Regions from separate parts of the Homo sapiens genome. Here region 2 is linked to region 1. Evidence: read pairs that join two places in POLR2A ChIA-PET (ENCODE). Cell type or tissue: PC-9. All regions are shown on one strand. Each heading gives the region's core, and the rest is flanking DNA. Links, peaks and the distances in the headings are about the cores only. Region 1 overlaps PARD6B (par-6 family cell polarity regulator beta). Region 2 holds the start of LINC01273 (long intergenic non-protein coding RNA 1273).

Region 1 (15,812 bases), core at 3,782-11,781:
TGGTATGGATAAATGTGCATGGTACTGCCAAAAGACTTTAGCTTTTTCTGTACTTTTTTTTAAATATGGAGAACGAATTTGCACATTATTTATATGACTGAAAATTATTTTTAAAAAGTTATCTTTACTTATGCTGTATTATCTTGTTATCCATCCCTTGGGATTATAATGAACTAGATAATAAGGGTATTAAATTTTCTTTATTTTCTATTACACAGAGAATACTGCTTTCAGAGTAAACTTAATTCCCAAAAGAGAGCTTTTATAAGTGGAAAAACACCTATAGTTTGTAAATAAAATACAAACTCCATTGAATTTTAATATTAACTTATAAAATACAATTGTGTTGTAAAGCAACTGGATAAACACATTAGCTTTTAAAATATTATCTAAGTCTTGTTTTTAGGGAAGAATTTGGTAGACATATTAAGGATCTTTTTTTTTTCTGAGATGGAGTCTCACTTTGTCACCCAGGCTGGGGTGCAGTGGCGCGATCTCGGCTCACTGCAAGCTCCGCCACCCAGGTTCACGCCATTCTCCTGCCTCAGCCTCCCGAGTAGCTGGGACTACAGGCGCCCGCCACCATGCCCGGCTAATATTTTTGTGTGTGTGTTTTTAGTAGAGACGGGGTTTCACCGTGTTAGCCAGGATGGTCTTGATCTCCTGACCTCGTGATCCGCCCGCCTCGGCCTCCCAAAGTGCTGGGATTACAGGCGTGAGCCACCACGCCCGGCATTAAGGATCTTTTAACCGATTAATTTCCTTTATATTTACCTTCTAATGCCCAGTTATCCACCCAATGACAGTCATTTGACTGCACATATACTTCGTTTGGGCAATGAAGACTTATTTTGGTTTCCAAAATATCTTTTCTGAGAGTACTTAAGTATTTAGCATGTTATGTGATCATAGCTAGGAGGCACTGGGTTTTGCTTTACCCTACAGATAACAGCCATCATCATCACGTGATATGCCATCACAAGATAAAAACAAAGGCTTTCCATGTTTAACAGCAAAACACTCCCAAAACTGTGCTTAGAACTCAGCTGCCAAGTCGCTGGTATACATACTTCCAATTTAAACCCCACATCAAACTAAAAGAAGGGAAACACAATCAGAAGTGGTTCTGTCAGTTGCTGTTAAACACTTGAGCACCTAAAGGCAGAACAGAGAGGTCTGGTTTTTGGTAAATTTTTGTAACTTTAGTTTTTCCTCAAAATCAAATTTAATCAAGCTCTTACTCAGCACTGGAAACTAGGAAGCAACAGTGATTTAAGATGCAAATTGCAAGGCTGGGCGCGGTGGCTCACGCCTGTAATCCCAGCACTTTGGGAGGCCAAGACGGGCGGATCACGAGGTCAGGAGATCGAGACCATCCTGGCTATCCTGGCTAACACGGTGAAACCCCGTCTCTACTAAAAATACAAACAAAATTAGCAGGGCGTGGTGGCGGGCGCCTGTAGTCCCAGCTTCTCGGGAGGCTGAGGCAGGAGAATGGCGAGAACCTGGGAGGCGGAGCTTGCAGTGAGCCGAGATAGTGCCACTGCACTCCAGCCTGGGCAACAGAGTGAGACTCCATCTCAAAAAAAGAAAAAAAACAAAGATGCAAATTGCATTGGGGTCATTTTTTGGGAATGAAAGGGATGTTTTAATTCTGCACCATTGTTTCACGGACTCAAAACCCAGAGATGAATATCGGGTACTGAATGCAACCCAATCAAAGGTGTGAAGAGTTCTGTGTGCACGATGTTCCATTTATACTCGGGATTTTTAGTGTTTTTAACTTGGAGGGAAGGAATTAGGATTGTCCTATTGTCCTCTAAACTTGTTGGCAGAAGAGTTAGTGCAATGACCAACTAAGCTGATGACAGGGTGGCTAATTTGGAATTAGAAATGGCTCAGGAAAGGTTGTTCTTTCTCTCAGACCTTTTTTTTTCTTTTTTTGAGATGGAGTCTCACCCTGTTGCCCAGGCTGGAGTGCAGTGGCGTGATCCTAGCTCACCAAAACCCTCGCCTCCCCGGTTCAAGCGATTCTCCTGCCTCAGCCTCCCAAGTAGCTGGGACTACAGGTGTGCGCCACCAAGCTCAGCTAATTTTTTTTTTATTTTTAGTAGAGACAGGGTTTCACTATGTTGGCCAGGCTGGTCTCCAACTCCTGACCTCATGATCCGCCTGCCTCAGACTCCCAAAGTGCTGGGATTACAGGCATGAGCCACCATGCCTGGCCTTTTTCTCAGACATTTTAAGTTTTTCAGTATAAATTGAATTCAATCAACATAGGCCATACTAGATAGATGGTAATATTAATTAAGTATAACTAAGTGAATTTGAATTTCAGAAGATAAGCTGTCACATTACAAACTAGTTTCAAATAATCTTAAAGATAACTTTGGGTGAATAGCTTGCATAACCTTTCACACTATCAGAATTAACCACATTTTAAAAGTTACCATCCAGCCCATAGCCATATGGTCATACACAGTTGCAAAAAGTGCACATACAATTTGGGGTCCATCTTTTAACAATTAAAAGTTAAGGAAGCAAGGATCTTGTTAAAACTCAAGGGTTTTCTCCCTACCTATTTTATATAATGGGCACCTGGTATTTGTGGGCAACTTTTCATATAATTTCAAACAAGAAAGTAGCCTTTATACAAGTCTATCTTTATTTGTAAAAAATAATATACAACTAAAGCTAATTTGATTTTTAAAATCGAAGTTCATTTAGTGATAATGTACACTTTATAATAAAATTGTAGTAAAATACTGACATTTGATAGTTATAAACAAAGTATCATTCATGTAAAAATCATGTTATAGCATGTAAAATTTAATTAGAAAATTCATAGCTCACAAAAGTACATATATTTTGTTGATAGCTCGAGAACATTATCATAAATTTACTTAAGATACAGAACAAAATTCACAGTTAGGCTTGACATTTAGTACTATAAAATTTTATGTTGGATCCACTGATACTTTTGTTAATAAGGTGCACTTGAAATAATTGATTCAGCCTACCAATGAGCTGATATTTTATCGTATAACCAGGATCTATTGGTTTTACAATATATCTAGTAATCAATTATTTCACCAATAATTTAAGAAACAGAGATCTACTTGAAAATACCATTGATAGATACCCTTAACAGGATAATTAAAATAAAAAGCAATAGCAGCTTTGATTTCCATTTCCATGAATGCGTACAAGATAAATCTGTATTTTACAGTTAAAATTTGTACAAAAAGTCAAGCCCTGAAGTAGTTTTTCCCCCAAAAGTTCTGATGTTAAAACTTTAAAAAAAAAAAGAGAGAGGTAGTGTGTAAAAATATTTTTACTTAAAATGTTGAACCCCTGCACCACTTATATTATAAATGAAAGTTAACCTTCTACATACTAACATTATTTTGCCATTCAAGAGTCAAATTTGTAAGACTCACAGAATGTTAAAGCCGGAATGCCATTAAAAATAGCATATAAATGGAAGAACTTCGGTGAATTCAACAAAAAGTACAACGTATTACATAATGTGCAGTCAGTTAATAGTTTACTGATAATATGCTTAGTGGTAATGTGAACAAAATACATTGAAGTATTCTGAGTCAAGTGATCTTCACGTAATCAAGACTTCTTCATATATATTTTACCATATAGAGAAAACATCCTTCAAAGCGGAGTCATTTGAATCTTCATTGTTGTAATAGCACACAATTGTTAAAAAGGTATTCATACTAGCCCTACCATAAAGTTAATTAATAAATAACTCTCCATAAGCCATAGGGAACTTATGTACTTCATAGTATTTTTAGTTTCTATATACAAGCATACCATTGTGCTTGTGCACACTGTACAATAAAATCAGGCAAGGAATTAAAGTTAGCAGCCTTACTCTTAGCTTGTTCTAAGTGGATGCATTGGAAAGTAATAAATAGCCTCATAAAATTAATAGTGATAAACTCTACCTGTCACAGGTGAATACTATGTAGTTTTCATAAAGTGTAGGCAGTGTTTCTAGAAATCCCATGAAGGAAAACCCAATTTTTTTTTTTTTTGGCATAAAAAGTGCACAAGTTTGTCCTATGTGTTAAAACATCTTAATTTGGATGTATTTTTTATCCAAAATGATGCATACTTGGATGCATTAAAAGCACACCAACAAAAATACACACACTAACAATAAAAGGAATGATTTCAAATGAGACTGGGAATGGGAACAAGAATAGGTTAAAGGAGAGACTTCCATATTTCCAAAGTCAAGAGAATTGCCTTTTAAAACATAAATTATATAGCCATACAGAATTAATTTGAAAATATGAAAGCTATAGGAAGGACAAACACCAATTTGAACAACTGTTGCAAAGTTTCATAACTCAAGAAAAGATAGCTTCCTGGCTAGGCGCTCATGCCTGCAATCCAGCACTTTGGGAGGAGATGGGCGGATCACTTGAGGTCAGGAGTTTGAGACCCACCTGACCAACATGGTGAAACTCCATCTCTACTAAAAATACAAAAAAATAAGCCAGACGTGTTGGCGCACACCTGTAATCTTAGCTACTCAGAAGGCTGAGGCAGGAGAATTGCTTGAACCCGGGAGCTGAGATTGCACCACTGCACTCCAGCCTGGGTGACAGAGACTCTGTCTCAAAAAAAAAAAAAAAAAGCTTCCTCAGCTTTATAACATGGGAAGTAACTCCTAAAAACAGCCAAGTGGTTTGATTCTTAGAAACCAGAAATGCACAACTGGGCGCGGTGGCTCACGCCTGTAATCCCAGCACTTTGGGAGGCCGAGGCGGGCGGATCAGGAGGTCAGGAGATTGAGACCTTCCTGGCTAACACTGCGAAACCCCGTCTCTACTAAAAATTAGCCAGGCATGGTGGCAGGCGCCTGTAGTCCCAGCTACTTGGGAGGCTGAGGCAGGAGAATGGTGTGAACCCAGGAGGTAGAGCTTGCAGTGAGCCAAGATCGCGCCACTGCACTCCAGCCTGGGCGATAGAGCGAGACTCCATCTCAAAAAAAAAAAAAAAAAAAAAAAGAAAGAAAAGAAAAGAAACTGGAAATGTACTTGAGAACATCATTTGTTACAATTTATTAGAAAGGAACATAAAAAAACAAAAATCAAAATAGGCTGGGCATGGTGGCTCTAATCCTAGCATTTTGGGAAGCCGAGGCAGGACTGCTTAAGCCCAGGAGTTCAAGACCAACTTGGGCAACATGGCGAAACCCTGTCTCTACAAAAAATACAAAAAGTAGACAGATGTGGTGGTATGTGCCTATGGTCCCAGCTACTCAGGAGGCTGAGGTGGGAGGACTGCTTGAGCCCAGGGGATTGAGGCTGCAGAGAGCTGTGATCATGCCACTGCATTCCAGTGTGGGCAACAGAGTGAGACCCAGTCACTAAAAAAAAAAAAAAAAAAAAAAAAAAAAAAAATCAAAATAAAATATTGGGAACATGAGACCTTTAAGAGCTGAGGTCCCCAATGTACCACAAGAGAGAATCAGACTTCACATTAGAATTTTAAAAATACAGTTAAAGGAAAAATTAACTGGGCTCTGCACAGCAGGTTAAATATGCAACCACTTCCAACAGAAATGATCTAGTCTTCTCACATAGTTCCAAGAATGTGCTTTAACATCTGATTCTCCACAGACAAAACAGCAAAAGCACGTAACTTCATCAGCAAAGGCCCCTTTGTTTTGGACTTAAATTCACCTCTGATCCACCAAAGTTTATATTAACAATTATCAAACTACTACTTTAATAATATTGTAAGCTTGCAACGTTACTCGTCTCATGCCTATTCCACGTCACTGGTCAGAGGTATATATGCTTTTAAACTAGCCAAATGTACAAGTCCTCATGGCATCCTCACTCTGAAAACATTCAAACCACGGTTTCATAATGTTATGATTGTTCCATCTTCTTCTAAGAGTTTTTGATCTGGAGCATGTGTTTCAAATTCCGTGTTTGAGCTGCTTGCTATGGCTGCTAAGCTCACTTCATTAGAGGGAATAAAGCCATTCTGTCCAGACTCAAAGCTTAGCTCTATCTGTGTTAATGACTCCAGGCTCTCAGTATTAGGAACAGCTTTTGGAATCTGCTGTGGCACTCCATTGTCTTCAATGATAATGTCATCTTCTTCGCTGTCTTCATCCTCTGGCTCAAAGCTTGGTTCAATCTGCTGTGGGTAGCCAAGAAGGCTGTTATCAGTAGACTGACCGGAACTGCCAGAAGTCCGACTGTTCCTCACAACATTATTCCTCTGGTTTGCCGGTCTCACTGTTATGATGAGGTTACGGCTATTTGCAATCATCATGTCTGTTACTTGATCAAGGCTCTTCCCTGAAACTTCTATGCCATTAACTTCTAAAACTTCATCATTAACAGCTAATAGTCCTGTACTTTGAGCCAGACCTCCTGGGACAAGCCTGGATATAAAGATCCCTGGAACCTTTTCTAAGCCATGTGGTGTTACCCTGACACTGGAGCCATCCCGGATGTAGAATCCTAGGGGTTTCTCCGTGCCGTATTTGTAAAGACGTACCCTACGATGCGTTTCTGGGAGAATATCCACGTCTATAATAGAAGACACAGGTCTAAAGTCTTGGGGCATACTAATGACTATATGTGGCTTTTTTCTATGGTTGTCAGGACGCAATACGTTGGTTAAAACATTCTTCTTCTTTATTAGCGTGTCTGTACCAAAGGCACTGTAGTCTGCTTCTTCTGTTTAAAAATAAAACAAAATAATTATAGAAATGCTGTAAAAATATCTATTCACTTGCAGCTGAATCTGTACAGAAAGGATAACTCAAAATATATTTGGTATATAAACAAACTAGCTAATAAGCTTATTCTAATCAGATCATAATCTAGTACAGTAGTAAAATGCCATACCAGAAAAAACCACTAGGTGGCCATCTCAAATACACATCACAAAATAAACCAATGTTGAAGTTAAATTTGATAGAGCTCATTCACTTTTAAACATTAAATATGGCAAATGAAACTATGATAGATCTTACATATTTTTTTTTTTTTTGAGATGGAGTCTCGCTCTGTCGACCAGGCTGGAGTGCAGTGGCGTGACCTCGGCTCACTGCAACCTCCGCCTCCCGGGTTCAAGCAATTCTCCTGCCTCACCCTCCCGAGTAGCTGGGACTACAGGTGTGTGCCACCAGGCCTGGCTAACTTTTTGTATTTTTAGTACAGATGGGGTTTCACCGTGTTAGCCAGGATGGTCTCGATTTCCTGACCTCATGATCCACCCACCTCGGCCTCCCAAAGTGCTGGAATTATAGGCGTGAGCCACCGCACCTGGCCAGATCTTACATATTCTTAAACATCATTAAATATATATGTATTTTTACTTTTTTTTGAATAGGGTCTTGCTATGTTGCCCAGGCTGGTTTTGAACTCCTGGCCTCAGGAGATCCTCCCGCCTCAGCCTCTCAATGTGCTAGGAGTACAGGTGAGAGCTACTGTGTCCGGCCTTAAAACATCATTTTAAACCAGTTACTTAAAATACATTTTTCCTTCACTTGTTTAAAAAACTTGTAATGTGGTTGGGCGTGGTGCCTCACGTCTATAATCCCAGTGCTTTTTTGGGAGGCCATGGTGAGTGGATCACTTGAGCCCAGCCTGGGCAACAGCGTGAGACCCTGTCTTTATGAAAAGTAAAAAAAAATTAGCCAGGTGTGGTAGGTAGCGTCTGCCTGGAGTCCCGGCTACTTGGGAGGCTGAGATGGGAGGATGGCTTCACTCCAGGATTCAGGTCTGCAGCGCACTATGATCACTGCACTCCAGCCTCGGTAACAAAACAAAAACACGCCTGCAATTTGCATGTTTATCATATTCAACTCAAATACTTGAAGTGGGATATTTGATTCTCAAGGTAAATCAGAGAGTAAAATCATATACCAATATCAGAGGCTGAGTGGGCAGATAATGTAATTGATGCTGATGCATATCAAACAAACACTTCGGAATTTTGGTATTCTGCAAATAAACACTCTCCCTCAGTTTTCTGTTGCTATTGTTTGAGACGGAGTCTCGCTCTGTCGTCCTGGCTGGAGTGCAGAGGCATGATCTCAGCTCACTGCCACCCCCGCCTCCCAGGTTCAAGCGATTCTCCTGCCTTAGCCTCCCAAGTGGCTTGGGATTACAGGCATGCGCCACTATGCCCAGATAATTTTTGTATTTTCAGTAGAGATGCGGTTTCACTATGTTGGCCAGGCTGGTCTTGATGGAACTCTTGACCTCAGGTGATCCACCTGCCTCAGCTTCCCAAAGTGCTGGGATTACAGGTGTGAGCCACCTCGCCCAGCAGGAATTCTTGATCTCTCATTTTCATTTTGAAAGAGGCAAAGGTGGAGTTTTAACTTTTTTCTTTACTGTGTGAAAAACTATGCATAAAGTTCAATGGTATTTTGTCCTCAGTGGTGGTGACACAGACAATAGGAAGTAGTAGGACTCTGGCAAACTGGAGAGCTCCTGCCTCATTTAGATGGCATAGCTGCTTCTCAGTTCCTCGCAGATTTTCTTCATGCCAGAAAGTCTTGTTTTTAGGCAAAATCTTGCGATCTTTAAATACTGCCGCCTAATTAAATAATAAACTAAAAGGGAAAACAGAACACCTAACACCAGATATGGTTAAATTATATGGCTGAAGGAAGATAGTCTATAAACAAAACATTTCATCAGAGAATGAGAGGTAAAACAGAAAATGAAACTAACAGCAGAAACAAAAGTTAAAATAGTATTTTCAAAAATAACTACAATGAGGATAAACTAAAAAGTGAAATTTACATGAATTAAAAAAAAAACACAACAACTTCAATAATGCCTCTCCCTGGTTTTCCAGTGGCTAGGCAAAAAAAAAAAAAAAAAAAAAAAGAAAGAAAGAAAAAAAGAAAAAGAAAAGAAAAGACAACAACAAAAAATAAATGGCTTCCCTCCTCCTCCACAAAATAGTTGAAAATCCTAGTCTCAGCTGCTGCCACAGAAAACACCAATCTCACCATCTTGCGTTTGTATAGCGCTTCAACTCATATTCTCTTGTTTAATCCTAAACCCCCTCATTGCTAAACTATTATCATCTTCACTTTATAACCAATAAATTAAGGGTACAACGTAAGTTACACAGAAAGAACTAGAGCCCAGGTTTTCTTACGAGGCTAGTATCTTCCAAGTCACAATAATGAATGCCAAGTATCAATTATGTCAGAGTATGGGGAGCTTTAGTATTCTTTTCTGATGCTGCGTGAACACTCTTCAAAACCTAGTTTCAGATAAATATATAAGGTTACGGGTATCTTATTTTTTTGGCATTTTTTTCCCCTTGGGGACACTTGTAATCATTTATAAGTATTTGCATTGGGCTCTTACAGAGACAGAAATGTATTTATAATATGGCTTTGGATATAAATCCATTGGTACAACAATCTTTTTGGCAAAAAAACCTATCAAGAATAGTCTTCTGGTAATGTGTTTTCTCAAAATCATACATATTTGTGTTTTAAAACAATCAATAAGGAAAGCCTATATAACATTTATAAGGGAAATTCCAGACCATATAAACTGAGAACAGTATTACGTTGCCTACATACCTACTCATGGGAAACCTAACCAAAATAAACTCCAAATCTGCATAATTTGGCATCACATCCAGACTCCATTTGAATGCTCTCTGCTAAATTCTCAAAAGCAATATGCCCCAGTACAAAGCCACCTTTGTTCTCCCATCTAGCTAATCAGTTTCCAGCCACTGGGAAAGAAAATATTTTGGCAGAAAGCCAGGGTTCAGGGTGTTAAAGTGTAAAGGTGAATGTCCACAAGGAATTGGAGTTGACTTTCTACCTGAACACTATCAGAGCATTAAACTCAGAATGAGATGGAAAGTTTGAAAACTTGATCATAGCAACTGTCCACTTGTATAAATTCACTTATGCAACAGTACATGATATGGGCTGATACAGCAGCACCGCATTTATCCCAAGCCTTTTCTTCAGCCAATGATCTCGGCTAACTGAACAGACAAGGATCCACCTAGAAGGCCTCCAAATAGTCAAACTGGATGTCTTACTTTCTTACACACAAATAGTGGCTGTTCTTCACTTATCCTGCAGGGCTTCCCTCTGAACCTCTTACTCTTTAAACATTAATTCTGAAAAGCCTAGTAATCTCATTCCTTTGCTCATAGAGGGTCATAAACCACACATTCAGAGCAAAGGGTAAGGATCCATTTGTGGGTGGCAGGCAGATGTAAGACATAAAAGCTTCACAGTGAGTAAAAAGCAAATCTAGAAAAAAAAAAAAACTTCTACATAAGCTCCATCAGTATCCCCATACAGTAACAAAACAGCAACCATTATAGTACAGCCATCAACAAAGTTCAAGATTATGCCCCACTTGAAGATCAGAGGAAGAAATCAAATAATGAAATAATGTTTTAAAATGTTCTAATCCAGGGGTTGACAACCGTTTTCTGTCAAGAGTCAGACAGTAAATGTCTAGGTATTACAGGCTATATAATCACTCTTGTAAAAGCAGCCACAGACAATCCATAAAATATTATGTGGCCAGGCATGATGGCTCATGCCTGTAATCCCAGCACTTTGGAAGGGCGAGGTGAGAGGACTGCTTCAGCTTAGTAGTTTAAGACCAGCCTGGGTAACATAGCAGGACCCTGTCTCTACAAAAATAATTTTAAAAATTAGCTGGGCATGGTGGTTTGTTTGTGCCTGTAGTCCAAGCTACTTGGGAGGCTGAAGTGGGAGGATCACTTGAGCCTGAGAGGTCGAAGCTGAAGTACGCTAAGATGGCACCACTGCACTCCAATCTGGGCAATGGTGAGACCCTGTTCCAAGAAAATTTTATATGCAAAAGCAGCCAACAGGCCTTAGTTTGCCAACTCTTGCTCTAATATAAAATGGTTAAATGAGATAGATCTGGCAACTTTTTTTTTTTTTTTTGAGACGGAGTTTCGCTCTAGAGTGCAATGACACGATCTCGGCTCACTGCAACCTCCACCTCCTGGGTTCAAGCGATTCTCCTTCCTCAGCCTCCCGAGTAGCTGGGATTACAAGCATGCACCACCATGCCCGGCTAATTTTTGTATTAGAGACAGGGTTTCACCATGTTGGTCAGGCTGGTGGCGAACTCCTGACGTTGGGCGATCCGCCCACCTTGGCCTCCCAAAGTGCTGGGATTACAGGCGTGAGCCACTGCGCCCAGCCAGATCTGGCAACTTTAAAAAGATTAAATATCACTTAAAGCAAATTAGATATTCAAATTTTGCAGACCCCTTCATTCCTAATACAGAAAAATTAATCACCAAATATTTAACGAACACTGACTATGTGCCAGGAATTGTGCTCTGTGGTACAGATTTGGTGAATAAAATAGGTATGGTGTCTACTTTCGTGGTGCTTACAATCTAAAAGAGGAGATGGCAACTAACAAATAATTTCAAATACTCTAAGTAAATTATAACAAAGGTGCTGAGAGCTATAAGCACACCATGCTGGGGAAGTATGTAAAGGGGACCTGGCCTGGCTTGTAGGAGTAAGGCAAGGCTTCTCCAGGGAAGTGATTCTGTGAGGAAAACCAGCCAGGGGCTAATAGTAGAAGGCAAGAAGAATGTTCCAGGCACAGGACTCGACAATATCCAGAAGAGGGAGGGCCAGACAAAGAAATCCAATACAGCTAGAACAGAGGGTGAAAAGCAGGAGGGAGGGAGGGAGGGAGGGAGTCAGGAGCTGAGTCAGAGGCAGCCAGGGGCCAAACAGACAAACAGGGCCTCCTGGGAAGTACCAAAGTTTACAGACTTTAGCCTAAGGGCAAAGGGAAGAAAATCAAGGATTTTAAGGGAAGACAGTGATAGTGAACTCATTTGGTTTTTCTACAAAGCTCACTCCGGCTGCAGGCTGGAGAAGGACGTGGAGGGGGAGGACAAGAAGCTACTGCAGCCAGCGCAGTGCAGTGGGTCACACTTGTAATCCCAGCACTTTGGCAGGCCGAGGTGGGCGGATTACCAGAGGTCGGGAGTTCGCAAGCAGCCTGACCAACATGGAGAAACCCCATCTCTACTAAAAATACACAATTAGCCAGGCATGGTGGCGCATGCCTGTAATCCCACCTACTCGGGAGGATGAGGCAGGAGACTCACTTGAACCCAGGAGGCGGAGGTTGCCGTGAGACGAGATCACGCCATTGCACTCCAGCCTGGGCAACAAGAGCGAGACTGCTTCTCAGAAAAAAAAAAAAAAAAAAAAAAAAGAAGCTACTTCAGTAAATTTGGATGGCACCTGGCCTGGAGCAGAGGACATGGAAATGGGGAGACAAATCTGAAAAATAACTAGAACACAGTTTTAATAGGCTTGGTGACTGACTAAAAAATAGGTATGTGTCAAAGGTGACACCCACGTTTCTGTTGTGAGTAACTGGTGTCACATACTGAGATGTTACTCCACAATTTCTTTTTTTTTTTTTTTTTGAGACGGAGTCTCGCTCTGTCGCCCAGGCTGGAGTGCAGTGGCGCGATCTAGGCTCACTGCAAGCTCCGCCTCCTGGGTTCATGCCATTCTCCTGCCTCAGCCTTCCGAGTAGCTGGGACTACAGGCGCCCACCACCAAGCCCGGCTAATTTTTTTGTATTTTTAGTAGAGACACGGTTTCACCATGCTAGCCAGGATGGTCTCGATCTCCTGATCTTGTGATTCGCCCGCCTCGGCCACCAAAAATGCTGGGATTACAGGCTGTAATTTATTTTTTTCATTTCTGGGCCATATCTTTTGTTAAAACTATAATTTACAATTTACTACTAAAATGTATATTCCTTAGACAACTTTAAACCCTGATTCATAAAAATGTAACCTTAAAAGACACCTACAAAATAATGTCCAATGCACAAAATCTAAGAGATGATTTAGATGCCCAGTTACCAGCATCTGGGCCACAAAGTCACATCTGTGTAAGGGCATGCCCTATGAGAGACAAAGTTTAAAGCAAAGCCTTTCTAGTGTTCCTAATAAAACGAGAATAAATCGAAGAGGTAAACATATGTGTCTGGTGTCAATCAAAAACAGACGGTGTTATAGCAAGAAGTCTGGATGTAGAGATTCTGACTAGATCTGGAGAGGGGTCTGTTCTGTAGCACATCAACAGATCCTCCACCTGGCTGATTATCAGGACTGGCTGGGAAGCTTTTAAAAATACACATTTCCCTGGCTGAATTCCAAACTGACAGGAATGACCTGAGTATTTTTAAAAGGCGCAAGCTTTAAATATTTTTTTAAAAATTTTTAGTGCACAGCAATAACCTCAACAATGAGAGCAGAAAGTCTATTCTGTACCTTCTCTTCCCCATCTCCCGAATCAATTAGGATAAACTCTAATACTCTTAACAGGGAATGGGGGATTGGGATCCTCTGCATGAAAATAACTTTTAAGATACCAGGTTTCTTGTGCTTTGTTTTTGCTCCCATGATAACTGCTCTAGGAATAGAGTATGGGGTTTTTCTTCTAACAATAAATTGTTATAAAAATTTTTCAAGATATCCAACAACACTATCTTAAACTTCAGACTATAAAGTAGTTTACACATTGAATTGTAAGCTTTCACTTTAAAGAAATTTTAGTAGAGTATCAGATGTTAAAAGATCACATAGTTTTAAATTTTAAAATGGTTTTGCAATTTGCTTTTCAAAAATCACTTGGGGGCCAGGCGCAGTGGCTCACACCTGTAATCCCAGCACTATGAGAGGCTGAGGAGGGTGGATCACCTGAGGTCAGGAGTTTGAGACCAGCCTGGCTAACGTCGTGAAACCGTGTCTCTACTGAAAACACAAAAATTAGCCGGGCATGGTAGCACACGCTTGTAGTCCCAGCTACTTGGGAGACTGAGGCAGGAGAATCGCTTGAGCCCAGGAGGTAGAGGCTGCAGTGAGCCGAGATCACACCACTGCACTCTAGCCTGGGCAACAGAGTAAGACTCTGTCTCAAAAAAAATAAAATAAAATAAAATAAAATAAATCACTTGGGGCCAGGCACGGCGGCTCCCACCTGTAAACCCAGCACTTTGGGAGGCCGAGGTGGGCGGATCACTTGAGGTCAGGAGTTTGAGAACAGTCTGGCCAACATGGCAAAACCCTGTCTCTACTAAAAATACAAAAATTAGCTGGGCGTGGTGGCACGCATCTGTAGTCCCAGCCACTCTGGAAGCTGAGGCACAAGAACCTGGGAGGCGGAGGTTGCAGTGAGTGGAGGTCACGCCCCTGCATTCCAGCCTGGGTGACAGAGCAAGACTTAAAACAAAACAAAACAAAACACCAGTACATATTAAGTGTAACTTCTGCCTTACTGATGCCTAACTGAAATCAAAAAGCAAACAGAAAATGTGCTGTAATCAAGCAGTAAAATGTAACTATACTTAATGTCATACTTTATATTAGTTCCTTGAATTAAATGTTCATTAAGGTTTACATAAAATCAGATTTCTAGTTAAGCATCTGCTCAACTTTGCTTAAAAGACAGAGTGCGGCCGGGCGCGGTGGCTCACGCCTGTAATCCCAGCACTTTGGGAGGCCGAGACGGGCGGATCACGAAGTCAGGAGATCGAGACCATCCTGGCTAACACAGTGAAATCCCGTCTCTACTAACAATACAAAAAAAAAAATTAGCCGGGTGTGTTGGCGGGCTCCTGTAGTCCCAGCTACTCAGAGGCTGAGGCAGGAGAATGGTGTGGAGCTTGCAGTGAGCCGAGATCGCGCCACTGCACTCCAGCCTGGGGGACAGAGCTAGACTCCGTCCCCACTCCACAAAAAAAAGAGTGCATGCATTATAGTACACTAAGTAAGTCTGCCAGATTTAGATGCTGCGACCTGATGGTAAACCAGACAGACAGGAAACAAGTTAACATATTCTTAAATAAGATATTTCCAGGTCTTCAGAGGATGATGTGGTAAAGGTGGGAAGGTGGAGGGCTTTAGTTAGGGTAGTCAGAAGAGACTCCTCTGACAAACTTATCTGAGCTAAGCAGGAGGAGGCAGACGTGGGAAGAACCGAGGGTGAAGTGTCCTTAAGAATAACCAAGCATAAGAGCACAGAAACAGAAACAAGCTAACGGCTGGGTGCAGTGGCTCACACCTGTAATCCCAGAACACTTCGAGGCCAAGACGGGTGGATCACCTGAGGTCAGGAGTTCGAGACCAGCCTGGCCAACATGGTGACACCCCATCTCTACTAAAAATACAAAAATTAGCCAGGCATGGTGGCATGCACCTGTAGTCTCAGCTACTCAGGAGGCTGAGGCAGGACAATCACTTGAACCTGGGAAGCAGAGGTTGCAGTGAGCCGAGATTGCACCACTGCACTCCAGCCTGGGTGACAGAGCAAGACTCCATCTCAAAAAAAAAAAAAAAAAGAAACAAGCTCATCAAGTCTGAGGAACAGGAAGGAAGCCAGTGTGGCTGACTGTGATGAGGGAGTGAGAGAATGAGGGAAGATGAGGTTGGGAAGTCCAAATCAGAAGGGATTTTATTCTGGTTGCAATGGGAAATCATCAGAGGGTTTTAAGCAGGAATGAACTGACTACCTACTTTCATTTTTGCTAAAGTCATATTTGTATTAAATTTATATTTTTAAAATCTAAAATATTTCTGTTGAATTGCCTATTTCTAAATCAAATTCTAAGGGCTATCAATTATATTGGACATTTTACCATTAATAAATAGAAAACATTTGCACATAGAAACATATTTCTAAGTTGTAATTCCTATGACAACAATAAAAACCATCAAAGGTCTCAATAAAA
Region 2 (15,812 bases), core at 4,079-12,078, 570 kb after region 1:
AGGGATAGCATTTGGAGATATACCTAATGTTAAATGACGAGTTACTGGGTGCAGCACACCAACATGGCACATGTATACATATGTAACTAACCTGCACATTGTGCACATGTACCCTAAAACTTAAAGTATAATTTAAAAAATAATAAAACAAAATATAAAAAAAGGAAAAAAACAAAATGGGAAATGTCACTGGACCCAGAAATGCAAGGCATTTATGCCACCAAGACACTCACATTTGCTTAAAGAAAAATGGAGAACAGCAAATGCTTTGCAATAGCAAAAGCTTGTGAGGTAACGTCAGTGGCTGTCATTACCAAAGAACACTAAGAAGAATGAGGTAGCTCCATGGGAGAGGACTTAGACCAGCACTGTCCAAGAGAACCTTCTAGAATGATGGACATGTTCTCTATCTGGGTTGTATCATACGGCAGCTATCAGCCATGTGTGTCTATTGAATTCCTGAAATGTGGCTAGTGTACTTGAGGAACTGAATTTTTAATTTTATTGAATTGTATTTAAATTTAAATTAAGGCTGGGTGCAGTGGCTCACACCTGTAATCCCAGCACTTTGGGAGGCCAAGGCGGGTGGATCATGAGGTCAGGAGTTCAAGACCAGCCTGGCCAAGATGGTGAAACCCCATCTCTACTAAAAAAAAAAACCCACAAAAATTAGCCAGGCACAGTGGCAGGTGCCTATAATCCCAGCTACTCAGGAGGCTGAGGCAAGAGAATCACTTGAACCCGGGCAGCAGAGGTTGCAGTGAGCCGAGATCATGCCACTGCACTCCAGCCTGGGCAACAGAGTGAGACTCCATCTTAAAAAAAAAAAAAAAAAAATTAGCCGGTCATGGTGGTGTGTGCCTGTAGTCCCAGCTACTTGGGAGGCTGAGGCAGGAGGAGTGCTCTACTTTTAAAAAATACATAAAAATTTAATCTTTTAAAATACATTTAAATCACCTCCTGGACTAGCGACTACTATATTGAACAGTACACATCTAGAACAATCTCCAAGATCTATCATTAATTGGAAAAAAAATAAAAGCCAAGAGCAGGCCGGATGTGTGGTGTGCGAACCCCACATAAATGAGGGGAGGAGTGGAAATGTACTCACGTATTCTTTTTGGTTTGTTTATCTGTTTAGAAACAGGGTCTCACTGTATCACCCAGGCTGGACTGCAGTGGCTGTTCACAGGGAGATCATAGCACACAAATTCCTGGGTCTGGCGATCCTCCCACCTCAGCCTCCTGAGTAGCTGGGACTGCAGACGTGCGCCACCGCACCCAGCTTCATGTATTTGAGGATGCAGAGGCTCATGCTGGAAGGGTCATAAGAAACCAGCAACAGTAGTAGCCCAGGGCCGGGGGTTCTGGCTGCCACCATGTAACACTGCACCTCAAAACTTAGTGAATAACGCTGCAATAACCGTGCAAGCGCAGATATTTCTTCAACATACTAGATTCATTTCCATAGGATATGTGCAAGCGCAGATATTTCTTCAACACACTAGATTCATTTCCATGGGATATATACCCAGTGGTGGGGTTACTGGATTATATAGTAATGCCTTTTTTTTTTTTTTTTTTCAAAACAGAGTCTCACTTTGTTGCCCAGGCTGGAGTGCAGTGGCATGATCTCAGATCTCAGCTCACTGCAAATTCCACTTCCCAGGTTCAAGCAGCTCTCATGCCTTAGCCTCCCAAATAGCTGGATTACAGGTGTGTGCCACCACGCCCTAAAAATACAAAATAAAAAATTTTTGTATTTTTAGTAGAGACAGGGTTTTGCCATGTAGGCCAGGCTAGTCTTGAACTCCTGACCTCAAGTGATCCACCCACCTCGGCCGCCCAAAGTGTTGGGATTACAGGTGTGAGCTACCACGCCCGGCCAGTAATTCTGTTTTTTAAGGGCTTAAAATAACCACCAGTATATTTGCTCACGATCCTGTAGGTGAGGAATTAGGACAGAGCATGAGGGGACGGCTTATCTCTGCTCCAAGCGTCCACAGTGGCTTCTGTGCTCCACGTGTGGCACCTCACGGCTGGCCCGAGTGGCGGATGGCTGGCTGGACCATGTGTCTGCTGCCTTAGTTCATTCCTCAGTGCTCCCTCTGGCAGTTTCTTTCTCCCCATGTGGCCTCTGCACATGCTGCAAGTTGTCCCTTCAAGTAGCCTCTCCTCCTGGCCTCTCTTGCCCTTTCCATGTGGTCTCCTCAGCACAGTCTTTTTTTTTTTTTTTTTTTTTTTTAAACCTTGCACTTTTTGCAACCAGCACAGACTTCTTACACAGCTGCTGGCCTCCCCCAGAACACAAAAGTGGAAGCTGCTGCTTAAGACTTAAGCCAGCCAGGCGCGGTGGCTCACGCCTGTAATCCCAGCACTTTGGGAGGCCGAGGCGGGTGGATCATTTCAGGTCAGGAGTTCAAGACCGGCCTGGCCAACATGGTGAAACCCTATCTCTACTAAAAATACAAAAATTAGCCAGGCGCAGTGGCACGACCCTGTAATCCCAGCTACTCAGGAGGCTGAGGCAGGAGAATCACTTGAGCCCAGGAAGGGGAGCAGAGGCTGCAGTGAGCCAAGATTGAGCCACTGCACTCCAGCCTGGGCAACAGAACAAGACCCTGTCTCAAAAAAAAAAAAAACTCAATTCACCATGGGGCCTAGCGTGGTGGCTCACGCCTATAATCCCAGCACTTTGAGAGGCCAAAGCAGGAGGATCACTTGAGGCCAGGAGTTCAAGACAAGCCGGTCAACATAGCGAGACCCCCCCGTCTATACAAAAAAATCCAAAATTAGCCAGGTATGGTGGTGCGCATCTGCAGTCCCAGACATTCAGGAGATTGAGGCAGGAGGATCTCTTGGGCCCGAGAGGTCAAGGCTGCAGTGAGCCATGACTGTGTCACTGCACTCCAGCCTGGGTGATGGAGCAAGACCTTGTCTCTAAAAAGAAAAAAAAAAAATGTTTGCCATGGACACGTATGACCTTATGATTGGTTGGGTCCAGAATGTTGCCCGGTCCTGCTTCCACACCTTGGTTGTGCTGTTCCCCTGCCTGTAACAGTCTTCCTTTCCATCCCCAGCTGTCGAAATGCCCAGGGAAACGTTCCCTGAATGCCCAAGTCCGTTACTCTCCCCTCCTCCAGGCTCCAGCTGGACTTCAGGCCTCTGGGCCTCACTCCATCCACCCTACTGGAGTTAGTGTTGTGTAGTCTCCCTCTCCTGGGAACCCCTCTAGGGTCTGCGCAATCTTGGTCATCTCTGTCCACACACACATACAGTGGAATCATGCAGGTGCTGAGTAGGTGCTCAGTGACTTGAGGGCCCAAACCAGGAAAATACACATTTGCCCAACCCACCTTCCCCAACCCACCCCACCCCACCCCCACGCCCCGCCACAGGCATCATGGGTTGCGCTGCCTAGAATGGCCACAAGGTGGCGCGGGAGCCCCGCCTCCGATCTCTGCAACCTCTGAACTGGGAAACAGCTTCAGACTGGGGTTCCTGAGGGCCAGAGACCCCCGGGAGAGGGGGCCTCAAGCCCAGCTTTAAAGAGAAAGCTTACAGGCCAGGCGCGGTGGCTCACGCCTGTAATCCCAGCATTTTGGGAGGCCCAGGCGGGCAGATCACCTGAGGTCAGGAGTTCGAGACCAGCCTGACCAACATGGTGAAACCCCCGTCTCTACTAAAAATACAAAATACAAAAATATTAAAAATACAAAAATTAGCCCGGTGTGGTGGTGCATGCCTATAATCCCAGCTACTTGGGAGGCTGAGGCAGGAGAATCGCTTGAACCCGGGAGGCAGAGGTTGCGGTGAGCCGAGATCGCACCATTGCACTCCAGCCTGGGCAAAAAGAGTGAAACTCGGTCTCAAAAAAAAAAAAAAAAAGAAAGCTTACTGCCTACTCCCCTCCTCAAATTCAAAATTTACTTCCTCTTCAAGTAAATGGACTTTAATTATAGGCGTGCCAGCACTGATAGCTGCAACAATCTCTGAAATCTTGTTTGAGTGAAAGATGCCAGATGCCAAGAACTTCCTGTGTGATCCCATCTGTTTAGAGCTCTAGAACAGGCAGAACTCACCCATGAGGAAAATATCAGCACGGTGGTTGCCAGTTGGGGGAGAGCACAACTGAGGAGGGGACAAGGGTGCTCGCTGGGGTGATGGTGTGTGTTTCGTGTGAGTTTCCTAAGGCCGCCATGATAAGATACCACAAACCCAAAACAACAGAAATTTATTCTCCCCTGAAACCAGGGTCCTGCTCCCTCTGGAGGCTCTGGGGAAGAATCCCTCCTTGCCTCTTCCATGGTGCTTGCCCGCCATCCACCATGTTCCTTGGCTCTAGCTGCCTCACCCCAATCTCTGCCTTAATCTTCCAACGGCCTTCTTCCAGTGCCTTCTTCCCTCTGTGTGTTCACCTCCAAATCTCCCTCTCCTTTCTCTTATATAAACACCAGTCATTGGATTTAGAGCCCCCACAATCCAGAATGATCTCATCTTAAGTTGGGTTCATCTGCAAGCCCCTATTTCCAAATAAGGTCACATTCACAGGTCCCAGGGGTTAGGACTTGAACATATCTTCTTGGGGGACACAATTCAACCCACTGCATGTTTAACATCTTGGAGGGAGTTTGGGCAGTGCAGGTGGATGCATTTGTCAAAAGTAATCAAAAGTGGCTGGGCGCAGTGGCTCACCCCTGTAATCCCAGCACTTTGGGAGGCTGGGGCGGGTGAATCACTTGAGGTCAGGAGCTCAAGACCAGCCTGGCCAACATGGTGAAACCCCATCTCTACTAAAAATACAAAAATTAGCCTGGTGCAGTGGCAGGCGCCTGTAATCCCAACTGCTCAGGAGGCTGAGGCAGAAGAATCACTTGAACCCTGGAGGCAGAGGTTGCAGTGAGCAGAGATCGCAACACTAGACTCAGCCTTGGTGACAGAGCAAAACTCCATCTCAAAAAAATAATAATAATAATCAAAAGTACACCTAAAGGTGCAGTTCACCAAATGTAAGCTTTACAGACAGAGAAACAAATATTTGACTCTAGTTAATGACGTGCACACTGACATCTTGACATGCACACTGACATCTTGAGGGGTATCTGCAGCTTACCCAATTAAATGTTAAAAATAAAACAAGCCAGCCATGGTGACTGCCACCTGTAATCCCAGCACTTTGGGAGGCCAAGGCGGGTGGATCACTTGAGGTCAGGAGTTCAAGACCAGCCTGGCCAACATGGTGAAACTGCGTCTCTACTAAAAATTAGCTGAATGTGGTGGCGCACGCCTGTAATCCCAGTTACTTGTGAGGCTGAGGTAGGAGAATTGCTTGAACCTGGGAGAGGGATGTTGCAGTGAACCGAGATCGTGCCACTGCACTCCAGCCTGGGTGACAGAGTGAAACTCCATCTCAAAAAAATAACTGAAATAAATAAATAAATATAAAAATAAAACAGATTAATGAATAAACAGAGGTAGAGCCCCACCAATGCCACTTTTGAGAATCTATCCTGAGGAGCTCATCATGAAAATAACTCAAGCCTGCTCCTCACCACACATTCATTTAGGCTTTTCTTTAGATAAGATCTCTGTAGCCCAGGCTCAAGTACGTCGGCACCATCACAGCTCACTGCAGCCTCAACACCCCCAGACTCAGGTGCCCTTCCCTCCTCTGCCTCCCAAGTAGCTGGGACCACAGGCACGCACCACCATGCCAGGCTAATTTTTTTTTTTTTTTTTTTGGAGACAGGGTCTGCCACTCTGTCACCCAGGCTAGAGTGCAGTGGCACAATCACGGCTCACTGCAATCTCAGCCTCCCCAGGCTCAAGCAATCCTCACATTTCAGCCTCCCAAGTAGCTGGGACTACAGGCACACACCACCACACCTGGCTAATTTTTTTGCATTTTGTAGAGACAGGATTTTGCCATGTTTCCCAGGCTGGTCTCAAACTCATGGGCTCAAGCGATCTGCCTACCTCGGCTTCCCAAAATGCTGAGAAGCCACTGTGCTCGGCCTAGTCATTTAAACATTTTAATGATGAAAACTATGGAAACCAACTCAGTGCTCAGCTTTGCCACCCCCACTGGAGCACCTGGGGACTCAGCCTGAGGCTGTGGGAGGCATCAGGTGCGGGAAGCCTCTGAAATGAAGGGAAAGGTTGAACGTGGTTGCGTTTGCTTTATTACAGAAAGAATTATTCCAGCTTTCATCCAGTTCTCAGGGCCAGGCCGGTAACCCCCACAGAGGTGAAGGCCCCTGGTCAGCTGGGTGCTGGGTGCCCACCGGGTGCTGACATGCATACTCAGACCCCTCAAGAGGAAAGGGTGGCCTCCTTCACCAGGAAGCCGGCGCTGGTCCCGGCCCTGTCGCCGGGAACGTAAGCAACTGGGCCTCTTTTTCCTGGGCATTTATGCTGTGCCAGGCACTGCCCGAGGGGGTTGTATTTCTTCATATATTTATTCCCTTCTCTTCTGGTACCTGCCATCCACCTCTTCTCACCCCCACTCAAAGGCAGCCATTCTGTCACTTTGTGTCTTTTTGCTGGAATGTGTCCCTGCAAAACACATGTGGCTACTTTGTGGCATGAACACTTGTGTGAAGGGTTTTGTAGCTGTGGCTCATCCACGGTCCTTTCTATGAGCAGTCCCCAGTCTCAGCCGCCCAGTCCCTGGGGTAGACACCCAAGTGACCCCCAACCTGCCCCACCACAGATAAGGTGAGCTGCCACCTCCTTGCACCCTCTAGGGCTGGTGTGAGGATGTCTCTGGGACTTTGGCTTGAGAGTAGGTTGTAGGGGATGGGGGGACTAATTTGACTAAGTACCAGGTGCTCTACAGAAAGGCTGTCCCGTCTCCACTCACACCAGCTGTGCCCAAGGGTTTTATATCCCATATCTTCCACCACCGCTTGGTACTATTCACCATTTTTTTTTTTTTTTTTTTTTGAGACAGAGTCTTGCTCTGTCGCCCAGGCTGGAGTGCAGTGGTGCAATCTCAGCTCACTGCAACCTCCACCTCCTAGATTCAAGCAATTCTCGTGCCTCAGCCTCCCGAGTAGCTGGGACTACAAGTGCCCACCACCATGCCTGGCTAATTTTTGTATTTTTAGTAGACACGGAGTTTCTCCATGTTGGCCAGGCTGGTCTCGAACTCCTGACCTCAGGTGATCTACCTGCCTTGGCCTCCCAAAGTGCTGGGATTTCAGGCGTGCACCAACACACCTGGCACTATTCACCTTTTAAATTTTTTTTTAATTTTGAAATACTTTCAGACTTAGAGAAAAGTTACAAATACTTCAAATATTTCCCAAATGTTTTCATTTTACTACATTTGATGTATCATATTCTCCTTCTTTCTCTCTCTCTCTCTCCACAGACACACACACACACACACACACACGCACATGTGTCGTTTTTTGTTTGTTTGCTTTTTGAGACAGGGTCTCTCTGTCACCTTTTTAATTAGCCAGGCGTGGTGTTGCACATTTGTAGGCCCAGCTACTCAGGAGGCTGAGGTGGGAGGATCGCTTGAATCCAGGAGTTCGAGGCTATAGTGAGCAGGTATCATGCCACTGCACTCCCTCCTGGGCAACAGAGCGAGACACCATCTCCAAAGAAAAAAAAAAAGAAAAAAAAACAAAACAAAAAGATGTCTGCGGTTGGGCATGGTGGCTCATGCCTGTAATCCCAGCACTTTGAGAGGCCAAGGCGGGTGGATCACGAGGCCAGGAGTTCAAGACCAGCCTGGCCAACATGGTGAAACCCTGTCCCTACTAAAAATACAAAAATTAGCCGGGCGTGGTGGTGGGCGCCTGTAATCCCAGCTACTCGGGAGGCGGAGACAGGGGAATCGCTTGAACCCGGGAGGCAGAGGTTGCTGTGAGCCGAAATTGTGCCACTGTACTCCAGCTTGGACAACAGAGCGAGACCCTGTGTCAATAAATAAATAAATAAATAAATAAATAATGTGACCTGTTAATGTGAGTTACATATTTAATTTAAAATTGTCTAGACTGACCAGCCTGTGCAACATAGTGAGACTCCATCTCTATGAAAAAATTTAAAAATTAACTGGACATAGTGGTGCCTGCCTGTAGTCTCAGATACTTGGGAGGTGAGGCAGGAGGACTGCCTGAGCCCAGGACTTCAAGGCTCCAGTGAGCTATGACTGCACTCCAGCCTCGGTGACAGAGCAAGACCTTGTCTCTAAAAATAAATATTTTCTTTTTTGAGACAGAGTTTTGCTCTTGTTGCCTGGGCTGGAGTGCAATGACACTATCAGCTCATCGCAACCTCCATCTCCCGGGTTCAAGCGATTCTCCTGTCTCAGCCTCCCGAGTAGCTGGGATTACAGGCATGCACCACCACACCTGGCTAATTTTGTATTTTTAGTAGAGGCGGGGTTTCTCCATGTTGGTCAGGCTGGTCTCAAACTCTCAACCTCATGTGATCCATCCACCTTGGCCTCCCAAAGTGCTGGGATTACAGGCGTGAGCCACCGCACCCGGCTTCTTTTTTTTTTTTTTTTTTAATTTTTTGAGACAGAGTCTCACTCTGTTGCCCAGGCTGGAATGCAGTGGTGCTATCTCTGCTCACTGCAACCTTCACCTCCCAGGTTCAAGCGATTCTCCTGACTCAGTCTCCTGAGTAGCTGGGATTACAGGCGCCTGCCACCACGCCTGGCTAATTTTTTTTGTATTTTTAATAGAGACAGTGTTACACCATTTTGGCCAGGCTGGTCTCGAACTCATGACCCCAGGTATTCCACCTGCCTCAGCTTCCCAAAGTGCTGGGATTACAAACATGAGCCACTGCACCCCGCCAAGGGTTGTAGTTCTTAAAGTCTTTCTTTATCAGGCATATAAGAATGAGACCCCTCTCTTCATGGTCTGCCTCTATTTGTGAAGGTTTTCTTAACATTAGTGACACCAGGCCAGGCGCGGTGGCTCACGTTTGTAATCCCAGCACTTTGGGAGGCTGAGGAGGGCGGATTACGAGGTCAGGAGATCGAGACCACGATGAAACCCCGTCTCTACTAAAAATGCAAAAAATTAGCTGGGCGTGGTGGCGGGTGCCTGCAGTCCCAGCTACTCCAAGAGGCTGAGGCAGGAGAATGGTGTGAAGCTGGGAGGCGGAGCTTGCAGTGAGCCGAGATCGCACCACTGCACTCCCTCCTGGGCAACAGAGCGAGACTCCATCTCAAAAAAAAAAAAAAAAAAAAAAAAAAAAACATTAGTGACACCATTTTGATTCTGACAACTGTCACACATTTTTTTATTGTGGTAAAATATTTAACAGAATATTTATATTTTTCACCATTATTAAGTGTACAATTCAGTGGCATTAAATGCATTCACACTAGGCACAGTGGCTCACACCTGTAATCCCAGCACTTTGGGAGGCCAAGGCGGGAGAATTACTTGAGCCCAAGTGTTCAAGACCAGCCTGGGCAACATAGCGATACCCCCATCTCTACAAAAAAATACAAGAAAAATCAGCCAGGCGTGGTGGCACGCACCTGTAGTCCCAGCTACTCGGGAGGCTGAGGTGGGAAAATCACTTGAGCACGGGAGGTCGAAGCTGCAGTGAGCTAGGATTGCACCACTGCAGTCCAGCCTGGGCAACAGAATAAGACCTTGTCACAAAAAACAAAGAAAAGAAAAAAAATTCACAATGCTGTATACTCGTCATAACTCTCTGTATCCAAAACTTTTCCATCATCCCCAACACAAACTCTGTCCTCATTCAACAATTCCCCCCTCTCTCCAGGTAATCTCTATTCTATTTTCCATCTCTCAGAATCTGCCCATCCCAGGTACCTCATACAACATTGTCCTTCTGTGTCTGGCTTCTTTCACTGAGCACAATGTTTTCCAGGTCCATAGGTGTTGTGGTCTGTGTTGGAATGTTCTTCCTGGGACAAAACAAGGCCTGTCTGACTCCAGGGCTGCCCCCGATCCCCCACGCCCACCTGCCTGTCCCCTCTGCAGGCCTCAGTGCTTCTGTCTGTAGGAAGGGAAGGGCTGGGCGGCCTGCTGGGCTGGTCACCTGCCACCTTGCCGTCAGCGCCTTCCCTCGCGTTAATCACTGTTCAGCCAGAAAACCGAAACCCCTGAACACCGCAACAGAGACTCTCCCACAGGGAACGGGTTACAGAGACGACGGTGGAGGCAGAGGCCGAACGGGATGGGGAGGACGCTCCGAGAAAGAAATCGCAGCCGCAGAGAGCCACTGCCACCTCTAAGCTGGAGGGGCTGGTAAGGTTGCTGTAGCCCAGGGCCTGCGTCACTCCGCAAAGCGGGAGGCACAGGGGCCTGTCCCGGGGCGCTCCCCGACCGGGGCCTCCCGTTGGCCAATAGGAACTCACCGGACGCGAGCCTGGGAAAGGCGCCGCAGGGTCAGCTCTGGGATACACAGAGCAGAGCTGCAGAGGGCGGAGCTTGGATCGGAAGGCAAAGAGCCCCCGCCCCCGCCCGACAGACCCTCCCTCCCTGGTCAACTCCTACCAGGCAGCCCCCACTGTGGCTCCAAGCCCTGGCTTCTCGGACCCAGCTTCCTTCTGTCCCGCTGGCCTAGGGTGGAGCGCCTCCAGCTGTGGCCAATGCTTCACCTGGCCTTTCTGCATCTCGGCTCGTCCGTCCTCTGTGTAAGCAATGCCTGTATTCCATCCCTTCTGTCTGAAATGCCTAGGGTGGTCTCCCTCTTCCAGACTGGCCCCCAATGAGACACCAGTGGTGCTGTCGTTTACAGAGTGGCCACAGTGCTACCACGGGAGGTTAGTGGATGGCTGAGTCATGAACCAGAAAGGAGGGCAGAAGTGAGGTGAGATGGGTCCCCAAGGCAGGGCCACTCCGTGGTAAGTGCAGGATCTCAAGGCAGACCCTGAGCTTTACAGAGACGTTGAGTGGCCACAATCAGGCCCCCAGCTCAGCCAGTGGACGGGCTCCATGTGGCACTGGGCCAAAGAAACCAGCCTCCACTGAGGGCCTCCTGTGTGCCCAGCTGTATTCCCACGTCAACCCCATCTCAGCTGGCAGGGCTCACCGTAATAGAGGACTGCAGACTGTGTGGTTTAATCAACAGAGATTGTTGTCAAGGTGTGAGCGGGGCTGGCTTCTCCCGCAGCCTCGCTCCGGGGCTTGTAGATGGCCGCCTTCTTGCTCTGGGCTCACATGGCCCTCCCTCTGTTTGTGTCTGTGTCCACATTTCCTCTTCCTATGAAGACAACGATTATATTGGATTAGGGTCCACCCTAATGACCTCATTTTTACTTAATTACCTTTTTTTTTTTTTCAAGAGGGAGCTTCACTCTGTGACCCAGGCTGGAGTGCAGTGGCGGGATCTCGGCTCACTGCAACTCCCGCCTCCCGGCTTCCAGCAATTCTCCTGCCTCAGCCTGCCGGGTAGCTAGGATTACAGATGTTCACCACCATGCCCAGCTAATTTTTGTATTTTTCCTAGAGATAGGGTTTCACCATGTTGGCCAGGCTGGTCTCGAATTCCTGACCTCAAGTAATCTGCCCACCTCCACCTCCCAAAGTGCTGGGATTACAGGCGTGAGCCGCTGTGCCTGGCCACTTAATTACCCCTTTAAAGGCCTTATTTCCAAATACAGTAACATTCTGAGGTACTGGGGGTTAGAATCTCAACATAATTATTTGGAGGAGGTCATCATTCAGCCTGTGACACCCCCCAGTTTCACAAGGTGGGCATTATCGGCCCTGTTTTCCAAATGAGGAAACTGAGGCCCAGAGAGTGGCTCACCCAAGGCCACCCAGAGCTGGGTCTCCTCAGGTCCAGGGCTCCCCACCCCCCACACCATGAGCAGGGCTGCTGCTCCACCTGCCAGCCCAGGGAATCTTCTGTCACTCTCTGTGACTGCCGCAGACCCTGGGAAACGGATTCCAATCCCTCTTCCTTTCGTTCCCTCTGCTGTGTGTAATAAGATGATGACCCACCATTTATTGGCCCTTTCCTATGTGTGAGGCTCTTCCACTAGCATTTCTCATGCATTCCATACACACACACGACACGGCTCCTCTGGCTCTGCTCAAGCCTCCTCAGAGATGCCCTCCTCACACACCCCACTTGTAACAATGCCTCCACCCACACCAGCACGCCTCCTGCTTTATTTTCGTTTGTAGTGTCATAAATACCTGAAATTAGGCTGGATACGGTGGTTCACGCCTGTAATCCCGCCACTGGGAGGCCGAGGTGGGTAAATTACTTGAGGCCAGGAGTTCGAGACTAGCCTGGGCGACATGGAAAAACCCCATCTCTACTAAAATACAAAAATTAGCCGACTACTAAAATACAAAAGTTAGCCGACATGGTGGTGTGTACCTGTAGTCCCAGCTACTTGGCAGGCCAAGGCATGAGAATCACTGGAACCCAGGAGGTGGAGGCTGCAGTGACTGAGATGGCACCAGTGCACTCCAACCTGGGTGACAAACTGAGACTCTGTCTCAAAAATAAATAAATAAATAAAAATAATACCTGAGATTATATCACATGCATGCTTATTGGTTTGTTGTGTTCTCTGCACTAGACTGTAAGCTCCAGGAGGGCAGGACCCAGGCCTCATCCCCTGCTGTATCCCTGGCACCTAGATGAGATTGTCAGTCACTGACATCTTTATTGAAATGTTGTTTCAATAAATTATTAAATAAATTAGTTCTTTCACCCAGCCCTCACCAATAATCTGTAACACGGGCCTTAGGATCCTTATTTTATTTTATTTTTTTTGAGACAGAGTCTTGCTCTGTCTCCCAGGCTGGAGTGCAGTGGCGTGATCTCAGCTCACTGCAACCTCTGCCTCCCAGGTTCAAGTGATTCTCTTGCCTCAGCCTCCCGAGTAGCTGGGATTACAGGCACACGCCACCACACCCAGCTAATTTTTGTATTCTTAGTAGAGATGGGGTTTCACCATGTTGGCCAGGCTGGTCTCGAACTCTTGACCTTGTGATCTGCCCGCCTCAGCCTCCCAAAGTTCTGGGATTAAAGGCATGAGCCACCGCACCTGGCCCAGAATCCTTATTTTACAGAAGAAGAAAGTGAGGCTCAGAGAAAGTCCCAAATCCACCCAGGCTCACCCAGCTAGTAAGTAGTGAAGCTGGAATTTGAACCCAAGTCTATGCTTGCAACCTCCACACCCAGGCCACCTCCTTGCCTTGACCTTCCTTCCAAATCTCTCCCTGCTCTGTGCCTTCCCAAACCACCCTCACACAATTGCCCCGAACCTCTCTTCTTCTAGAAATTCCCAATACGTAACCAAGCTGGGCTGCAGTATCCCTTTGTGCCAGCAGGTGTCACCAGAGAATCCAGAAAGCCATAGTCCGCGGTCTTGCACTCCAGAGCACAGTTCATACTCTGATTTACTTAATCACTTTTAAGGATATTTCCAAGTTTTTGCTCCACAAAGGAAGGTGCAGCTGCATCCTGGCACCTGTGTTCATGTGCTATGTGGTGAGAATTTCCCTGGGAATGGATTCCTAGAAATGCAATTGCAAAAGAGCAAAAATAACTTTAAATTGCATAGATTTAAAGATTTGCTAAGCCGGGTTTACAACTGAGAAATGTGAGACCCAGAGAGGGCACATGGGTGGCTCAGGGGCACACAGCTAGCTAGTGGAAAGGCCAGATTTAGAACTAGTAGTACTAGCTCCTCTGGGCCAGGCGCGGTGGCTTACACCTGTAATCCCAGCACTTTGGAAGGCCAAGGTGGGCAAATCACTTGAGCCAAAGAGTTCGAGACCAGCCTGGTAGAGTGAGACCTTGTCGTTAAAAAAAATACAGAAAAAAAATCAGCCAGGCACGGTGGTACACACCTGCAGTCCTAGCACTTTTGGAGACCAAGGTGGGCAGATCACTTGAATCCTGGAGTTTGAGATCAGCCTGGGCAACATAGTGAGACCATGTCTCTATAAAAAATACATATATATATCTCCAGCTGTGGTGGCACACATCTGTAGTTCCAGCTACTCAGGAGGCTGAGGTGAGAGGACTGCTGGAGCCCAAGAGGTCAAGGCAGCAGTGAGCCGTGATCACACCACTGCACTCCAGCCTGGGCAACAGAGCGAGACCCTGTGTCAGAAAGAACTAGCCTCCAGCCATGAATATTTCTACTGCACCTGGACGTTGCTCCCACCTAGGCTAAGGCAGAGTCTTTGTGCATGAATCTGTATGGGGGCCTGGATCTGACTGCTTCTTTGGTTATTCAATCATCCATTTATTCATTAGACAAACTACAATGGTGGGATACAGGCTCCATGCTGTAAGAAAGGTTCAAATAACAACTGCCTCCTAGTCAAAAAGTAGTTTGTTTTCCTCTCTCATATTAATCTGAATGAAAGTGATCCAGAGCTGCATAGTTGCTTTACGGTGTCAGGAACCCAGTCTTTTGCTATCTTGCGCTCTTTTTGTTGAAGACAACTGGCAGTTTTCATCTTATGGTCCAAAATGGCTGCCCAAGGCTGGACACAGTGGCACATGCCTGTAATCCCAGCACTTTGGGAGTCCAAGGTGGGCGGACCACTTGAGCTCAAGAGTTCAAGACCAGCCTGGGCAACATGGTGAAACCTCATCTCTACAAAAAAAAATTAACCAAGCGTGGCGGCAGGTGCCTGTTGTCCCAGCTACTTGGGAGGCTGGGTGGATCGCTTGAACCCGGGAGGTGGAGGTTGCAGTGAGCTGAGATCGCACCACTGCACTCCAGCCTGGGTGACAGAGTGAGACCCTGTCTCAAAAAAAAAAAAACCCTATGTTGACTTCTAGTCAACATAGTACTGGTAGTTCTAGCCAGAGCAATTAGGAATGAAAAAGAAATCAGGCCAGGCGCAGTGGCTCACGCCTGTAATCCCAGCACTTTGGGAGGCCGACGCGGGTGGATCACGAGGTCAGGAGATCGAGACCATCCTGGCTAATACGGTGAAACCCCGTCTCTACTAAAAATACAGAAAAATTAGCTGGGCGCGGTGGCGGGTGCCTGTAGTCCCAGCTACTCGAGAGGCTGAGGCAGGAGAATGGCGTGAACCCGGGAGGTGGAGCTTGCAGTGAGCCGAGATCGAGCCACTGCACTCCAGCCTGGGCGAAAGAGTGAGACTCCATCTCAAAAAAAAAAAGAAAAAGAAATCAAAGGCATCCAAACGGAAAGGAAGAAGTAAAATAATCTCTGCTCTCCAATGATATGATCTTATATGTAGAAACCCTAAAGATTTCACAAACTAAGAAAAAACTGTTAGAATTAATAAATGAATGCAGCAAAGTAGCAAGATACAAAGTCAGCACACAAAAATCAGTTACTTTTCTCTACACTGACAGTGAGTGATCTGAAACAAAAATTATAAAAACAATTTCATTTACAATAATATCAAAAAGAAGAAAATCCTTAGGAATTAATCCAAAAAGTGAAAAACTTGTACAATGAAAACTACAAAACAGGCCAGGCTTGGTGGCTCCTGCCTGTAATCCCATCACTTTGGGAGGCCAAGGTGGGCAGATCACCTGAGGTCAGGAGTTCAAGACCAGCCTGGCCAACAAGGTGAAACCCCACCTCTGCTAAAAATACAAAAAATCAGCCGGGCGTGGTGGCACTCACCTGTAGTCCCAGCTACTCGGGAGGCTGAGGCAGGAGATTTGCTTGAACCTGGGAGGCGGAGGTTGCAGTGAACTGAGATAGCGCCACCGCACTCCAGCCTGGGTGACAAAGCAAAACTCCATCTCCAAAATAATAATAATAATAATAAGTGTTGGTGATGATGTAGAGAAATTGGAACCCTTGTGCACTGTTGGAATATAAAATGGAACAGCCAGGC

The links. Peaks named below come from ENCODE experiments on the same cell type or tissue, not always from the same donor. Only the 100,000 strongest peaks of a DNase experiment are listed, where the experiment ranks them.
Region 2: POLR2A ChIA-PET joins it to region 1 with 26 read pairs; 2 of 35 experiments call an interaction of 5 or more read pairs at or near these places.

What each region holds. Positions count from the first base shown.
Region 1 is chr20:50,740,572-50,756,383 of GRCh38, reverse strand. PARD6B (par-6 family cell polarity regulator beta) reads right to left here. Exons shown (of 3, transcript NM_032521.3): 3 at 2,643-6,725. The coding sequence ends at 5,896. Among named protein-coding and RNA genes, the nearest start is that of PARD6B, 17 kb to the right of the region's middle. In PC-9, for the core only: CTCF peaks have their summits at 6,695, 6,898 (motif pointing right), 11,475 and 11,675 (motif pointing right); DNase peaks (open chromatin) are centred at 6,923, 8,394, 9,753 and 11,753; H3K27ac peaks cover 4,461 bases.
Region 2 is chr20:50,167,024-50,182,835 of GRCh38, reverse strand. LINC01273 (long intergenic non-protein coding RNA 1273) reads right to left here and starts at 10,266. Exons shown (of 3, transcript NR_109943.1): 1 at 10,048-10,266; 2 at 9,819-9,913; 3 at 6,165-6,555. RefSeq lists enhancers at 3,167-3,666, 10,067-10,568. In PC-9, for the core only: no CTCF peak of the experiment used is centred there; a DNase peak (open chromatin) is centred at 10,365; H3K4me3 peaks cover 1,370 bases; H3K27ac peaks cover 1,710 bases.